2 separate regions of the Mus musculus genome follow, and region 1 is linked to region 2. Evidence: chromatin loops called from intact Hi-C (ENCODE). Cell type or tissue: heart. All regions are shown on one strand. Each heading gives the region's core, and the rest is flanking DNA. Links, peaks and the distances in the headings are about the cores only. Region 1 has its middle 50 kb from the start of Gm39849. Region 2 overlaps 8430437L04Rik (RIKEN cDNA 8430437L04 gene).

What was found. Peaks named below come from ENCODE experiments on the same cell type or tissue, not always from the same donor. Only the 100,000 strongest peaks of a DNase experiment are listed, where the experiment ranks them.
Region 1: a loop joins it to region 2, with 2.1 times the contacts of the local background. A loop is called at or near these places in 2 of 42 quality-filtered maps.

Annotation. Positions count from the first base shown.
Region 1 is chr2:72,910,093-72,913,012 of GRCm38, forward strand. No RefSeq gene overlaps it. Among named protein-coding and RNA genes, the nearest start is that of Gm39849, 50 kb to the left of the region's middle. In heart, for the core only: no CTCF peak of the experiment used is centred there; a DNase peak (open chromatin) is centred at 1,609.
Region 2 is chr2:72,727,416-72,730,335 of GRCm38, forward strand. It overlaps 8430437L04Rik (RIKEN cDNA 8430437L04 gene), which reads left to right. Exons shown (of 7, transcript NR_040503.1): 7 at 1,437-2,053. Among named protein-coding and RNA genes, the nearest start is that of Gm30257, 4.9 kb to the right of the region's middle. In heart, for the core only: a CTCF peak has its summit at 1,462; a DNase peak (open chromatin) is centred at 1,526.

The DNA.
Region 1 (2,920 bases), core at 253-2,752, 180 kb after region 2:
TGTGTGTGTGTGTGTGTGTGTGTTTGTTTGTGTGTTACCTGTTCATGTGTGTTCATGTGGAGGGGGGGTGAGTGTGTACATGGATGTTGGAGATTGATATCAGGTCATATGATATGAGGTACACCCCCTCATTATTATTTATAAATTTATTCAATTATGCATTCATTTTGGAGAGGGATTGTTTTAGTTAGTATCTCTGTTGCTATGATAAAACACTGACCAAAACCAACTTGGGGTGTGGATATTTTATTTCATCTTACAGTCTGTTGTGAAGGGAAGCCAGTGCAGGAATTCAAGCAGGAACTTCGAAGCAGGATCTGAAGCACAAAAGCTGGATGGAAGCTGCTTGCTTTTCCTGGACTTGCTCAGTTGCCTTTCCTAAACAACCCTGGCCCACCTGCCTAGGGAGGGCATGGCCCATAGCACTGGACCCTCACACATCAGTTAGCAATCAAGGAAAGGGCTCATAGGCATGGCCACTGGCCAGTCAGAGGTAGGCAGTTCTTCAGTTGAAGTTCTCACTTCCCCGGTGACTCCAGATGAGCCAAGCTGACAAAAACTCACCTGTACAGTTGTATGAATGTGTGAGTGTACATGCCACCACACGTATGTGAAGGGTAGAGGACTGTGGGAGTCGGTAATCTATCATCACGTGGGTGCTAAGGATGGGACTGAGGTTGGCAGTAAGTGCTGGACATCTGGTCAACCTTCCACTTTATTTTAGGAGGTAGGGTCTCTCCTGAACCTGGAGATAGCCAGTTCAGCTAGACTGTCTGACCAGCAAACTGGAAATCCTCCTACTTCCGACTCCCCAGCACAGGTGTGTACCACCACCACGCCTAGCGTTTACATGGGTGCTACTCATGCTTTGGAAGTAGGCAACTCATCACACAAGTCATTTCCCCAACCCCTGATATTTTGGGGTTTTTTGTTTCGTTTTGTTTTGTTTTGGGGGCTTGTTTTTTAATACATTCAAAGGCTCCTTATCTCTCATCACCTTTGGAATAGTTATAATAAGAATTATCTTAGAAAAACATTGTATGTTGTAGGAGCCACAAGTTTGGACATAATTCTCCAATGGGAACATGCTGTGGCTTTCTACAGTAAGTAGACAAGCCCCACCCTTAATCACACCAGGGCTTGCAATCCTGAACCCCCACTTCAAATGCTTGTGGGAAACCAGCTATTTACTGAAGCCAACAGTGACTTTTGGAGGGAAAATGTCCACCTTGTAATGGGAATGCTCACACACTACACATCCGGATCAGAATCTGAAATGTCTGCTTATCAGATTTTAGATAATGTCTGCTTATCAGATATGAGAACTTATCAAACAAACCCAAAATGCAAGTCTCATAGAGGAACATCACCCACCAGAGATAAGAGCAATGGTCTTATCTCGGGAGACAGAGAGCCCACCACAGACATGGTCAGTGGGTCTTATGACACTCCCTCAAAACTGACCTCCACAGCTGGAGCTGCAGACAGCTGCTGGGTGACAATCTTCCTTCATTTGCTGAATATGAGTCCGAGAAGGAATTCATTGTGTAATGACACACGTCTCATTTCTTTTGGATGCCAAGTGTTCAAAGTATAAAAATATGCAACAGGCCACTCACAAGCTAGGCAGCAATCCAGTCATTAGCTCACACTGTGTCGGTGACCTCACGCTTCAGCCGGGGCTGTGCAGTTTATAACTACTTCACCATGGAGCTTTAAATAAGTAGCCATTCCCCTCCACGGCTCATCTTCTTTCGCTGAGCCTAGAGTGCTCGATTGCTCAAGCTGACGGGGACTTTCAGGATTTGGATCATCCCATCAAGTTGAAGAGAAAAACAAGTTGGAGACAGGGCCGTTTTCATCTGTGCAGGTGACAAGTAATGGAACTGAGACACCAGGGGGTGATTTCCAGAAAGCCAACACTAGGCAAACACGTGCCCATTGCACCATCACTGCCTCCATCTCCTAAGGAGGAAAGGAAGCTCTTCTCTGCTTTATATTTTTCCCCCTCTGAATTTTAAGGGAAAGAAGAAAATGATAAAACCAGGAGGTTTCAGATCCCAGGAGACATTTCCGTTTAAGCTGGACTGAGCACTACCCCCGAATCACAGGCAACAATTTCACCCTGGCGGGGAAAGGACTAAGTGACTTAATGGATATTTTCCATCTCTAATTTCCATGATTAAAAGAAAGAGGTTGAGAGGGGTACATGTGGAGCCTATTGTGAGTTTGCCAATGAATCCTAATTTAGATCAAAGAGAGTCCATGAGACACCGAACCATAAACACCCTAGTGTGCGTTACTTCAAGGAAGTTGTTAGTGTGTTCCCGATGGCTATTATGTGATATAGTTGCGCTCCATAGCCTGCACCCTTTAATTACTAATACAGAAGAAAATCCCATATAAGAGCAAGGAATGTAAATGAGACCTCTGCTCTTTTGAACCTTTTATGCATTTGCCAAATTAGAGTTTGCCGTGGACTTTGGTTTTCCCTGATCGCTGTTGGTAGTGATCATTTGGCTCGTGGGATTAAATCTGACTTTCTAAAAACTATTTCCGATCAGCGAGCAGATTTTAGACCTTTATGTGTGCTTTGCGCTGAGACGTGGATCATCAGAACCAGATTGGAAACAACTTTGATGTTTTCAAAGGTAAGGAAGAAATCCTCCTCTTTCTCATCTTTCCTCATTGCTCTAGTGCAGGTTGCTGGCTGCCTCAGAAAGAGAAGCCGGCCGAGTCCAGGGGCAAACATGATGACACCATGCTCATTCATGCTCATGACTTCCGGGCAGAAAGCTAGGCATGTGAGTCTGGATCAATACATATGACCGCACTGTACTAGAAGGTTTTCAAGCAGTGTTTCAAAAAGAGAACAGCCACACCTGTCATCTTGAACTTTGGAGTGTAACAATGCTGCTGC
Region 2 (2,920 bases), core at 106-2,605:
AGCTCGAGGTTAACATCCGCAGTAATGGACACAGGAGGTTATGTGCCTCCTGTTTTAACTTGCTGCACTTTCTGCTGTTTTCTTGCTAAAATTTTATAGCTTGAATCTAATCACAAGGAAACTCTAGACAACCCCAAAGGAAGGGACATAATATTAAGTTGCCTGTAGTCTTAAAAAAACATGTAACATTGTTATGAATGAACAGTGACTGTTTCAGATTAAGACAGACTAGCAAGACACGGCAGTGAATGTTGTAAGTGCTCCAAAAATAATATCCTTCTCCTCCTCCTCCTCCTCCTCCTCCTCCTCCTCCTCCTCCTCCTCCTCCTCCTCCTCCTCCTTCTCCTCCTCCCCCTCCTTCTTCCTCCTTCTTCTCCTTCTTCTTCTTCCTGCTAAAAAAGCATTGCTGAGATCAAATGGCAAACCCTAAGCAAGCTAATAGATGAAATAATAGCATTTTATCAATTCAAATTTCCCAACTTTGATGGGAAATTATGCTGTGGCTTTGTAGGAGAATGTTCTATTCAGGAAACACACTGAAGCATTTAGGAGCAAAGGAATATTGACTTTTTAATTTATTTTCAGTCCATTTAGAAAAAAGTTGTACATACACAGAGAAATTATAAGTATGTATGTATGTGTGTATGTATGTATTTATACAGAAAGAGAATATACGAAAGCAAATGTACAACTTTTAATATTTGGGAGGTCTGGACAAGGTGGATATGTATATATCCTTAGTATAATTCTTTTAATTTTTCTGTAATATAAAATTGTGTGAAATAATCTTTTATATATCTGAAAAGAAGAAGGTATCAGCATAAAAATTCAGAGCCTCTGCACCTGGGATTCCTTCTGGCCAAGTGATCAAAAATCTAATTCAAATTGGCCAGGCAAAATACACACACACACAAAAATATTATTGGTCCATGTTCTCTGAGGGTAGAGATGACCTAAGACATAGCTGAGTCTAGCTCAGTGCCATTGTGTCTTGGTTCTTTTCCTCTTATCCCATCCCCCACTGGGTTGGCTTTATTCTCTGTGCCTATCTGGAGGTGCCTGGAAGTTCTAGGCTTAGTATTCTGGGTTTAGATCTAGTTGGAAACACAAAGACCCCTCTTCCTAGTGCAGCAGATGTCTTCCTTCTGTGGTACGTTCCATCAGCTTCCATACACCTGCCTCCTGATACATTTGATGCTCAGCACTTCTGGTTTAGCTAAGCTGAATGAAAAGCTCCCCTCTGGAGCCAAAGTCAGCCGGATACTCACATAGGTAGAAGTGACTCACGTATGGAAACTAGAGGTACCCACACCAGATTCTGGGAATACAAACACAAGACACCCATAGATTCTAAACTATTGAGAACAGTGTAACTTGTCCTTCTAAACTCATGGCTTAAAACAACTATCTTCTCTTTGTGCACAACTATGATTTAGGCAAGATTTAGCAGGAGCAGTTCACCATTGCTCCACATGGTGGCAGCTGAGTGGCTTGATCACAAGGACTCCTGGGTTCATTTCCAAGATGGCTGCTTCCCAGGAACGACAAATGGATGCTGAACTATCAGCTGAGGATTCTTCTCCACGGGTATCTCTTGGGCTCCCTCAAAGAGACAAAACAGGATTCCAAGAGACAGAAAGGGATGATGTCACACATCTGAGATGTAAGGGGTTAAATCCCATATTCTGAGGAGGAAAGCCCCAAAAAGACTCAAAGGGGCAATGAAATGACTTTGCCTCTCCAGGCAGAATGACAAAGAATGTCCATCTGTCTTTAATCCATTCTCTCTTTTCTATTGTTCATTTCTCTCTTGTTCTATTGTTTTTAACAAAGCTTGAGTCCAGATGTGTATTTCTTTACCAGAAGTGGTGGCAAGACAGGTGCAAACCTGTGAAAATGGCATTTAGTGCTAGGAAGTGGTTCAGAGATGATGTCTTCTGTAGGGACAGAAGTTATTCAGTTATGGTGCAACCATATGAAAATTTTATGACACAAATTTTCCAGTAGAAGCTAAAAATTTGGCATTTTGAATTAAACCTAAGTTATTGGCTCATCTTTTAAAATAACTTTTCTTCATTTGTTTATTTTATATGTGGTAGGAAGTCAAATGTTACAGAGTGTGTGTGGAGGTCTCAGGCCATCACCTGACAGCCAGCTCACTCCTTCCACTTTGTGGGACCCAGGAATTGGACTCAGGTCGTTAGGCTTGGCAGTAGGTGGCTTTACCTTCTGAGTCATCTTGCTGGAGCTGGCTAATCTTTTAAAAAACAATGTGAGACCAAGCAAAGCACCCTGAGGCAAACTCAGGTACTGGACCACCAACCTATGACTGGAGGTATTTGCTGTCACTACTTTAAAAAAGATTCATAAAATCATTGTAATTTCCTAAGATAATATCTCAGAAGACGATTAGGTTAAGAAACCCACGAGGTATGAGAGCATGGATTAATTCTTATTTTAGGGATAGTCCCAGCATTGCCTGTAGATTAAAAGTAGCCTTCAAACAAAACCATGAACTACAGCAATTGTGTCGAAGTGTTAAACTGGCGAGTGATTTATTGCAAGGCAACAGATAACTGGACCACAATCTTGACATGACTCTTTGAGAATCAAACTTCTCATCCCATGAAATTATATCTGCTATTAGCACTATTTCCAGTTCACTGTCTCTGTTATTCACATTGCTATGATGATCTGAGGATCATTTTCTAAACAATGGTATGTCTGAAATTTAGAAAGATTTTTTTTTCTAGCCCCAATTTTCTATTGTAACAATGAAAACATTATAATAGCTATAAGAAATCAGCATAAGAATTACCCAAAGTGTTACTCTCTTGTTTCTCTTCTTTCAGTAGCATGGCCTTCCAAACAGCCTACTTAATGAAAGGGGAAACACACCTTCAAGACTGTTGCTTTAAAA